2 separate regions of the Homo sapiens genome follow, and region 1 is linked to region 2. Evidence: chromatin contacts called from ENCODE Hi-C or POLR2A ChIA-PET data. All regions are on one chromosome and are shown on one strand. The core of a region is the stretch at or near the end of the contact, and the rest is flanking DNA. Distances in the headings are between cores, read along the strand shown. Region 1 overlaps LOC105376993 (a long non-coding RNA gene). Region 2 has its middle 92 kb from the start of UBE2E1.

Evidence for each region. Hi-C counts contacts between places; a loop is a spot of excess contacts on that map. ChIA-PET counts read pairs that join two places held with the same protein, here RNA polymerase II (POLR2A). Pooled maps may share reads with other maps.
Region 1: a pooled map shows a loop between it and region 2 (2.3-fold over the local background). The contact joins two enhancer-like sites. A Hi-C loop is called at or near these places in 2 of 168 maps with a recorded cell type or tissue (endothelial cell of hepatic sinusoid and posterior vena cava), 23 of 37 single-sample maps with no recorded cell type and 6 of 50 pooled maps. POLR2A ChIA-PET finds 5 or more read pairs at or near these places in 4 of 52 experiments (BJ, MCF 10A, OCI-LY7 and 1 more).

The regions. Positions count from the first base shown.
Region 1 is chr3:23,650,195-23,655,903 of GRCh38, forward strand. LOC105376993 (a long non-coding RNA gene) reads left to right here. Exons shown (of 3, transcript XR_940651.3): 3 at 4,474-4,790. Among named protein-coding and RNA genes, the nearest start is that of UBE2E1, 150 kb to the right of the region's middle. RefSeq lists a silencer at 4,551-4,734. Within about 2 kb of position 3,542, at least 3 of the 41 ENCODE cell types and tissues checked have a DNase peak (open chromatin) inside an H3K27ac peak, as active enhancers do.
Region 2 is chr3:23,710,777-23,716,504 of GRCh38, forward strand. No RefSeq gene overlaps it. Among named protein-coding and RNA genes, the nearest start is that of UBE2E1, 92 kb to the right of the region's middle. Within about 2 kb of position 2,208, at least 7 of the 41 ENCODE cell types and tissues checked have a DNase peak (open chromatin) inside an H3K27ac peak, as active enhancers do.

The DNA.
Region 1 (5,709 bases), core at 2,292-4,791, 59 kb before region 2:
AAAACAGCAGTCTCTACCTATGGTCTCCCTGTCTTTACATCTTCCTCTCCAGAGGCAACCCCTTGCAAGTCTTCTGGCCATTTCTTCTGGTGTTTATACTTAAATTTCTCAATAATGTGTTGATACTGTTATTTCTTGATTTTTCAGTTTTAGGTATAATCCAATTTCTTCCTATCACAGAAAATGAGGATTGAGCATGGCTTCACCTCTCCTTCCTTTCCCTGGTGCTGCTCCTGACCCCCAACCCCCACCACTCACATGCAAACTTCCTCTTCTATCTTCCCAATATAGTTGCATCATAGTTTTTGGTTGAGTCAACATGTATTATTTAGATTTATATGATGATGTAGATCTTGCTCACAGCTGAGCCATGCAATGAAATCCAGAAAGAATAAAGAGGCATGACTGACCTACTTAACAGAGAAAACACACATGTGACCTGAGGTGCCAAAGCCCTCCCTGGAGTGTTCCACACCAACTAATTCAGACTGCGGGGAAAGGATTGCTGAAGGTTACTTGTTCTGTGCCTGCCAGGTTGAAGCAAGACCAACTGCTGAAGGGGTGGGCGAGGTTTGCCTCCCTTCCTAAGGAGGTGGAAGTGTGAAGATTTTGCACACTGGACAAATAAAGAGATGAAAACAAGGGTGAACTCAAGACAGCAAAACAAAGCCATAAACCAGCCCCTACCCGTGTGGGAACCTTGCTGAAGAGTTTGATGTTTTTCCTTTTTCCTTTGCACTCTGGGAACAGTCATATGAAGCATCCTGTTTAAATACTTTTCTCCTTTGAAGCAATACCCTCTAGTTACTCATGACCCTTCAGTGATTCACAAACCATCTTGTGCTTCCTATGAGTTGATGTAGGGTGGGCTGGGGACCAGGCAGTAAGAGAAGCCTGGCGTCTCCACATCACCACTCTGCAAGCTTCCGTTTTCTCCAGAGTGTTCTGAGTCTGTCCTCCCCAACCCCTCCCTGTCGGGCTAGGCCATTTTGCCTGCTGTCCCTCCACCGGCATTGACAAGCCCTAGGGGCACCACTGCTTAGGGGAAGGGCAGCTTCTGCATGTGGCCCTCTCCTGGAGAAAAAACATGCTGATTTTGTTTTTAAAATAAATGTTAGCTGGAGCACTGGCTCACACCTGTAATCCCAGGACTGTGGGAGGCTGGGAGGATCACTTGAGCCCAGAACTTCAAGACTAGCCTGGGCAACATAGCGAGACCCCATCTCTACAAAAAAAAAAAAAATCTCCTTAAGCTGATAAGCAACTTCAGCAAAGTCTCAGGATACAAAATCAATGTGCAAAAATCACAAGCCTTCCTATACACCAATAACAGACAAACAGAGAGCCAAATCATGAGTGAACTCCCATTCACAGTTGCTTCAAAGAGAATAAAATACCTAGGAATCCAACTTACAAGGGATATGAAGAACCTCTTCAAGGAGAACTACAAACCACTGCTCAACAAAATAAAAGAGGACACAAACAAATGGAAGAACATTCCATACTCATGGATAGGAAGAATCAATATCATGAAAATGGCCATACTGCCCAAGGTAATATAAGATTCAATACCGTCACTATCAAGCTACCAATGACTTTCTTCACAGAACTGGAAAAAACTACTTTAAAGTTCATATGGAACCAAAAAAGAGCCCACATTGCCCAGACAATCCTAAGCCAAAAGAACAAATCTGGAGGCATCACACTGCCTGACTTCAAACTATCCTACAAGCCTACAGTAACCAAAACAGCATGGTACTGGTACCAAAACAGAGATATAGACCAATGGAACAGAATAGAGTCCCCAGAAATAATACCACACATCTACAACCATCTGATCTTTGACAAACCTAACAAAAACAAGCAATAGGGAAAGGATTCCCTATTTAATAAATGGTGCTGGGAAAACTGGCTAGCCATATGGAGAAAGCTGAAACTTACATCTTATACAAAAATTAATTCAAGATGGATTAAAGACTTAAGTGTTAGACCTAAAACCATAAAAACCCTAGAAGAAAACCTAGGCAATACCATTCAGGACATAGGGACGGGCAAGGACTTCATGACTAAAACACCAAAAGCAATGGCAACAGAAGCCAAAATTGACAAATGGGGTCTAATTAAACTAAAGAGCTTCTGCACAGCAAAAGAAACTACCATCAGAGTGAACAGGCAACCTACAGAATGGGAGAAAATTTTTGCAATCTACCCATCTGAAAAAGGTCTAATATCCAATCCAGAATCTACAAAGAACTTAAACAAATTTACAAGAAAAAATCAAACAACCCCATCAAAAAGTGGGTGAAGTATATGAAAAGACACTTCTCAAAAGAAGACATTTATGCAGCCAACAGACACATGAAAAAATGCTCATCGTCACTGGCCATCAGAGAAATGCAAATCAAAACCACAATGAGATACCATCTCACACCAGTTAGAATGGCGATCATTAAAAAGTCAGGAAACAACAGATGCTGGAGAGGATGTGAAGAAATAGGAATGCTTTTACACTGTTGGTGGGACTGTAAACTAGTTCAACCATTGTGGAAGTCAGTGTGGCGATTCCTCAAGGATCTAGAACTAGAAATACCATTTGACCCAGCAATCCCATTACTGGGCATATACCCAGAGGATTATAAATCCTGCTGCTATAAAGACACATGCACACGTATGTTTATTGCGGCACTATTCACAATAGCAAAGACTTGGAACCAACCCAAATGTCCATCAGGGATGGACTGGATTAAGAAAATGTGGCACATATACACCATGGAATATTATGCAGCCATAAAAAATGATGAGTTCATGTCCTTTGTAGGGACATGGATGAAGCTGGAAACCATCATTCTGAGCAAACTATTGCAAGGACAGAAAACCAAACACCGCATGTTCTCACTCATAGGTGGGAATTGAACAATGAGAACACTTGGACACGGGGTGGGGAACATCACACACTGGGGCCTGTAGTGGGGTGGGGAGAGGGAGGAGGGATAGCACTAGGAGATACACCTAATGTAAATGGTGAGTTAACGGGTGCAGCACACCAACATGGCACATGTATACATATGTAACAAACCCGCACGTTGTGCACATGTAACCTAGAACTTAAAGTATAATTTTAAAAAATCTAATAATTAAAATTAAAATTAAAATTTGCAACTTGTCCAGAGATTAGGAATTAAAACCCAAACTTAAGTATCTTAAAATTTCTATCTAATACAATGGAACCAATCTTTAAGATACTCTCATTTATTAAATTTCTCCATCTGTGTTTGTATGATACTGCTTGTGTGTCTAGAATTTTTACTTCTGCCCAAAGAAATTTTGCTTATTGTTGCTAAGTTTTTAGAACACCGTCCCTTGATGGGGAAAAATAAATCTATAGGGATTTAACTAGAAGTCCTACTTCAGAGATTACTTTTCAAGATGTGTAGAAAGAAGAGGGCCAAGGAAAACCTCACTGACCTTTTCCCCCAGCAATGAAAATGTTCAAGTTTCTTAAAATAAAAAGCAAGCACCTGAGTGTTATTTATAATTTCAAACGTTCAGTTTCAGTTTCTAATCCACCAAGTCCTCCACCTCCAAAGCTCACAGTGACTTTCCTAAGCAGCTTCATTTCACACGGTTCCCTGTTGTCTGCTTTCTTTTATGGGTCTGTAAACTCTAGAAGATTCAGTTATGCAAAGGAGGTTACAAATGCTGTCTTTAAAGGAGGGGAGAAGCAGAAAGGTAAGTGGAAAAAGCCAAATGAGCCACCAGGGCTGCTTCCTGAGAAAGCTGACCTCCCTCTTGTCTTCATTGGAGGGTAAGTCCTCAGTTGACACTGTCAATAGGTCTTTGGAAACTGCAACTTTAAGCGGAACGACATAGGACAGATCAATTTTACTGAAGGCTAACTGATACAAACAAGAGTTAAGTTCCCTTGGCACGTTTCTGATCACAAAAACATTAAACTTCTAAATAAAGATCAAAACACTTCTAATTTTAAACCTTAAACTAAATGTGAGCTAAGGTACATTTAAGAAAGAATAGGCCCAGCATGGTGGCTCATGTCTGTAATCTTAGCACTTTGGGAGGCCGAAGCATGATGATCGCTGGAGGCCAGGAGTTCAAGACCAGCCTGGGCAACATAGGAAGACCTCATGTCTACAAAAATAAAAAATAGCCACGTGGCAACATGTGCCTGGACTACGTGAGTTATATCTTATGACTTTCAAGTAATTCTTTGAGAGCAAGGCATGAAGGAATTGGAATCAAGAGGAATTGGCAGAATTGGGGGAAGGGTTTGAAAAGGAATTTGGGACAGGACTAAGGCTACCTTTATTAAATGTCTGTTATCTTGTTCATTGTGGAATTTTTTAAATATCAATTTTGATTGGATTACGATGCTATATTTTTTAATTACTGAGTTTTGTTTGTTTGTTTGTTTTTGTTTTTGGCAAGCCCTTAAATTTTGTTTGCATTTAATACAAGGCCTGGAAACCAGAGAAGATGACCAATTTCAAAACCAGAGAAGCAACCCTAATATGAAGTTCCAAATGGTGTGGCAGGAAGGTAGCAAGACACCTGGGGCAGATAACAACGGTTTGAGCACCTGCTCTGTGGCAAGCTGCCTGAAGGGACTTGACACACACTTGCAGACAGTTCTCAGAAAAGTTCAATAAATTGCCCAAGGCCAAAGAGCTAGTAAGTTGTGAGCTTGGATTTGAAGCTGATTTTTCTCTTCATTGCAAAGCCCTGGGCAACAGTCTTTTTGCCATGAATCGGGAATAAACAGGAGAGAGCATGGAGATGGCAACAGACTCAATTTATGAATGAAATTCTATTTTATTACTTTTAAATACAGATAAGGCCAGGCATGATGGCTTACACTTGTAATCCTAGAACTTTGGGAGGCTGAGGCAAGAGAATTGCTTGAGGTTAGGAGTTCAAGATCACCTTGGACAACACGGGGGGTTGGTTGGGGAGGGGGAAGAAAGAAAGTGAAAGAAAAATAAATACAAATAAATACCAAAAGAGACCAGTACACTCTCCAGGGGCAAATAATGAATAATATTTCAAATCACTATCTTATTTTTTTCAACTTTATTGAGCTATTATTGAAGTAGATAAGCTGCACATATTTCCATGTAAAAGTTGGTCAGTTTCGGTGTGTGCATACCCCTATGAAATCACTCCCACATCAAGATAGCATTTTCTTTTTTTTGAGATGGAGTTTTGCTCTTGTTGCCCAGGCTGGAGTGCAATGGCGCAATCTTGGCTCACTGCAAATTCCACCTCCCAGGTTCAAGCAATTCTCCTGCCTCAGCCTCCCAAGTAGCTGGAATTACAGGTGCCTGCCACCACACCCAGCTAATTTTTTGTATTTAGTAGAGATGGGGTTTCACCATGTTGGTCAGGCTGGTCTCGAACTCCTGACCTCAGGTGATCCACCCGCCTCGGCTTCCCAAAGTGCTGGGATTACAAGTGTGAGCCACCACGGTTGGCAGGATAGCATTTTCATTACCCCCAAAAGTTTCCTGGTGCCCTTTTGTAATCCATCCCTTCTTCCATCCCTGTTTCTAGGAAAGCATTGATCTACTTTTGTCACTATGGATTCGTTTGCATTTTCTAGTATTTTACACAAATGGAATCATGCAGTATGACTCCTTTTCATTTGGCTTCTTTTACTCAGCATAATTACCTTGAGATTTGCCCTTGCTGTTGCAT
Region 2 (5,728 bases), core at 958-3,457:
CATCCCAAGCTGAATACGCACAAGTGTCTGGAGACCTGGGGTGATCAAGGCCAGGTGGAAGTTTTGGAGGCTGACACTGCTGCACATGTCATTTCCTCGTGGACCTAATGCCCAGAGCCAGCTTGTCACAGAATCAAACTTAGCTTGTCGGAACTCTGAGCTCTTCTTCAGCCTGCAGGCTGTAGACACGGAAAGAACTGACAAGGAATTATTCTAAACAAGAGCAAGAAAGGTTGGAAGGAACTGCCATATAGAGAAGAAAACAGAGACTACCAGGTATTTCAAAATAAGTGGGGGAAGAAAGGGCAAAACTAGATTTCTCTTTCCCTATGATGATAAAGAAGTGCTATAGCATCTGGCTTTCTTGTTAAGGGAAATACACACATAGAGGTGCAAAGGAAGTCTGGGATTCATCCTATACCTAAGGAAACTATGTGTTAGGATGATCTGGTGAACATATTATGGGCAAGTATCTCTCTTGTGTGATAGTGAGAGTTGTGTTTAATTTTCTCCATTTATTAAGTGGGGATGGCAATTTCTACCCTGACTTACTCATGAAGATGTAACACTATTATATGGTAATCAGCTTGATCCTATGGGTTGAATGAAGAAAACTGCTCCCTCTCAGGGGATGTGTTAAATGGGTCGGGTCATTGCAGTTGAATGAATAAATCAATTTCAGTTGACAGGTTGGTTTCCCACTGCTCCAGAAGTTTTTGCAACAGGGGGCATTTACTTTCTCTTTATCCACAGAGAAGCTGGAGCTCAGAGCTATTTGAGGTCTTCTAAAGAAATAGCCTAAGAAATTATTATTATAACTTAACATTGATATGCATTAGATTAATCCTTTAAGCCACCAGGGTAAAATATTTTAGAATCTGGCCTTGTAAAGGAGAGGGGAAGATGCAAGCATTGAACTGTGCACTATAGGAGGAAGATCCCTCAGCATCTTGGGACTTTGTTAGGAACACAAAGTCTGATTTCTCCTCCAAGGAAGTGGAGGCTCAGCTTCTCGTCTCACACTAAAACCTGACTTCTCTCTCCCTACAAGCCCTATTCTTTGGGGTGATTCTCACTCTACAACTTTGCTTGTCCTGGTGCCTACATTTTCCTGGCCTCCCAGGGGCCATCACTGAAGCCCTGTATGGTCCAGCTCAAACGTTGCCTCCTCCATGAGACATCCCCAGGCCTCTGCTGCCAAGCAGCATCTCTCCAAATCCCTCCTCCAACTGCCGCTACTTCCATGCTAGTCCTTTATCGGTCTCTTCTCACATAATAGCGATTTGTAGATCTCCTTTCCTTCTAAACAGCAAGCTTCCTGAAGCTAGATCCAGTGCATTATTAATTATTGTATTCCCCTGGAGCCTCACTCGGTAAGATGAGCATGGTATGGGGCTCAATAATTATTCACTCAGTTGAATCCAAGTGGAAGAGTCTATGAAATCTACAAGCAACATCTGAGTGAGAGCCTGGGTCAGGAGAAAACAGAGTACTGTCAGGGGCAGAATTAGTCAACCTTGGTCCTCAGATGAGCGAGCTGTGGTTTATGCCAAAGCTGATCTGCACCAATGACCACATTGTGCCTGTTTGGTTTTCATGGTGTCATTTATCTAGAGGTGCAGAATTTTAGCTGGCCATCGTCCCTTTTGGGAACCTAACATTGTACCAAGGCCATCATAGGAGTCTCGCTTGGTATCCGAGTCCCGGGAAGTGTCCACGAGCAGAGTCTACATAGGTTCTATTTGAATGTCAGGGGGAATGAAACCAGAAATGAAAGCAAATTAATAGCCATAGAGATTTGTTTGATCACAAGAAATTACACGGAGGAAAAGTCTCCTATCTCCATGGAAAAATTTACACCCTTCTCCAGCCAGCTGTGTGAGTCGAGGAGAGATGGGGAAATTTGTAATCATTTGCAAGTTTGCCCAGAGGATGAGTTATGTCATTTTTCCTGCAACAATCTGTGCTGCTGGCTGACAGCGTGGAATTTCCTCCTGGATTGTGTTGGCGACTACTCATGAAAATGGCCAATTAGGCTGTGCAAAGCCAGAAACAGTGGCTTGCCGGAAACTGTTAAAGAGAGGGATGAGGCAGAGGATAAACTGAGTTCCCACATCGTGGCTGTTTGAGCATTCTGACCTCTTGCAGTGTTTGGTTTACTCAGGTTTCATCCAGCCTCTTGGTTTCACTGGCCACTGGCGAGCAGGACTGACCTCTTGACAAACAGTTCTTAGTCGCTTCCAGAGCCCAGGGCTGCAGCCCTTCTCTCCCCAACCCCCACAGAACATTTCCCTTGCAGGCACCTGGGAGACAGATGGCGCAATAGCCTGGGGAAACACTTCTTGGATCCAAGCTAAAGGGATGTAGGTTTCAGATTGTTTAGAAGGATGCTCTCTATAGAGCCACAGGCTGCTGAAAGCAGGCAAGTCAGAGCCTCCCTGATGGATCCCTGATTTTAGTGTGGTTGAATAATAAAGCTGAAAGGAACTTCTCCCAGTCACCGGCCCATTCTTATGTTTCAGGCAGGTTTTCTCTGACTCAGTCCCTCTATAAGAAGCTACCTGAGAGACCTAAATTAAGCCTGCCCTATAAATACATTTACTGCCTAGTGCAGAGCAGAGAAAATGACTTGTTTTAATATCTCATCTTTTCTAGCCCAGGCCCACTTTTATGCACAGGTGCTTTCTGTGTAGTTTGACTCTTACAAATCTGTCAGAATGAGGTTGCCAGATAAAAAACAGTATGCCCAGTGAAATGTGTCATGCAAAGAAACAATAATTTTTGAAGTACTTCCCAAAGATTACATGAGACATACTTATGCTAAGAAATCAGTTGATGTTTATCTAAAATGTAAATTGATCTGGGTTCTGTATTTTTATTTACTAAATCTAGCAATTCCAGCCAGGCAGATGCTGGACCTTTTTATTACTCCCCATCATCAGTCATCTGTTAATTTATCTTGATGGCAGGAGTTTCTATGACATGGTATATCAGCTATTTCCACAAAAATGCTGTGTAACCAACCACCCCAAAATTCACTGCCTTAAAACAATAATTACTTATTCTTGGGGATTTGTGGGTTGGCTGGAAGTCGGCTGGTAATATGGGCTGGTTGGGCTTGGGCATATCTGCTCTATGTGTCTCCCTTCCTCTTCCGAGACCTGTAGTGCAGCAGAGGCAGACCCAATGCACAAGCACTTTTCAAACCTTTGGCGACATCACACAAGCGAACATTCCATTAGCCCAACCAAGTCACAGGGTCAAATGCAAAATCAGGACACAAAACTGTAAAGGGTGGGATACAAGGAGAGGTAGAGAATGGAACCAAATAATCTCTCACACTGGGAAAAGACCACTGTGGAAAGCCAGGCAAGCCTAGGGTCTCACCGCACTTTGCCATCAACCAGATATGAGACCTTTGAAAAGTCACATCATCTCTCTGAACCACTGTTTCCTTATCCAGAAAATAGGGCTGTAGTGAGGTTTACAGTTTACAGATTTACTTATAATTGAGCTCCTCTTCAAAGGGCTGAGACCTCTCCTTCCTCTACCTTCCCCAAGCCACCACATGCACTGCAGCACTAAGGGCATACAGAAGTTCTGGGGTCTGCTGGGCCCTTCAAACACTGTTTGGCTACACAACCAACCTTCAAAAAATGGAGTGTCTGTGGCCATGGTCTCTAGCAGCCAAGGAGGATTTCCAAATGGTGAAGATCACCTCTGACTTCTGACTAAATGTGGCAGATTGAACATACACATTAACTCTGCCCTCTCCCCACACCCTACTAAAATGACAGCAAATTTAAATCCATGAGGACAAATGACAACAAATTTCAACCCATGAGGAAATTTAAACCCATGAGGACAAAGAGAATGAGAAGAGTTGGCAGCAGATGAGCAATGTTAATAAAATTGTGGAAAGGCAAAAGAACATGGAAAAATGATAGCTGACTTAGCAGAACTGAGAAACTGAAACATACTTCCTATGAATCGAGGACAGATTTGCTCAGCAGAACTAGAAAATCTCAGAATTTGGAGGACCAAATACTTCTAAATGCTAGTGTAGTGTGAGGGCTAAAACCAGGATTGATTGAAAGTTTAATTGATATGAAATTAGACATCCAGATTCCCTCTTCCATATTTTTGACTATTATGAATAAATCTATAAACATCTATGGGCAGATTTTTGTGTGGGTGTGGTTTCAACTCCTTTGGGTAAATACCAAGGCACACAATTGGTAGATCATATGGTAGAAGTATGTTCAACTTTGTAAGAAACTGCCAAACTGTCTTCCAAAGTGGCTGCACCATTTTGCACTCCCACCACCAATGAATGAGAGTTCCTGTTGTTCTACATCCTTATTAACATTTGATGTTGTCAGAGTTTTAGATTTTGGCCATTCTAATAAGTGTGTAATGCTATCTCATTGGGTTTCTTCGTTTGTTTGTTTCTTTGTTCTTTGAGACAGGGTCTCACTCTGTCACCAAGGCTGGAGTGCAGTGGCACAATCACAGCTCATTGCAGCATCGACCCTGGGCTCAGATGATCCTCCCACCTCAACCTCCCAAGTAGCTGGCACTACAAGCATGCACCACCATGCCTGGCTAATTTTTTTGTAGAGGCAGGGTTTCACCATGTTGTCCAGACTGATCTTGAACTCCTAGGCTCAAGTGATCTGCCCACCAAGGCCTCCCGAAGTGTTGGGATTACAGGCGTGAGCCACTGCACCTAGCCTTGTTGTTTTATGTTTCAATTCCCTAATGACATATGATGTTGAATATCATATGCTTATTTGCCATCTTAATAACTTTTTCGGTGATGTGTCTATTCAGGTCTTTTGCCCATTTTTAAATTAGATTGTTTGTTTTCTTATTGTTGGGTTTTAAGTGTTCATTGTTAAATTTTGGTTAACATTACTTTATCAGGTATATCTTTTGTAAATATTTTCTCCCAGTCTGTGTCTTATCTTACCATCTTGACAGTGTCTTTCACAGAGCAGAAATTTTTAACTTTAATGAAGTCCAGCTTACCAATTCTGTCTTTCATGATTCATGTCTTTGATACTGTATCTAAAAAGTCATTGCCATACCCAAGATGACCTAGATTTTCTCCTATGTTATCTTCTAAGAGTTTTACAGTTTTGCATTTTACATTTAGGTATACAATTCATTTAGAGTTAAATTTTGTAAAGGATGTAAGGTCTGTGTCTAAATTCTTTTTTTTTCTTTTGCACGTGGATGTCCAATTGTTCCAGTACCATTTGTTGAAAACACTATATTTGCTTCATTGTATTGCTTTTGCTTTTTTGTCAAAGGTCAGTTGACTATATAGATCTATTTCTTGGCTCTCTCTTCTGTTCCATATATCTGTGTATTCTTTGGCCAATACCACACTGTCTTGATTACTACAACTTTATAGTAGTTCTTGAAGTCAGGTAGTGTCAGTCCTCTGACTTTGTTCTTTTCATTCAATATTGTGTTGGCAATTCTGGATCTTTTGCTTCTCTATATAAATCTTGGAATCGGTTTTTCAATATCTACAAAATTACTTGCTGGGATTTGATTGGGATTGCACTGAATCTATAGATCAAGCTGGGAAGAACTGACATCTTGACAATATTAAGTCTTCCTCTCCATGAACATAAAACATTTCTCCATTTATTTAGTTCCTCTTTGATTTCTTATATCAGAGTGTTGTAGTTGTATTAGTCTGTTCTCACATTGCTAT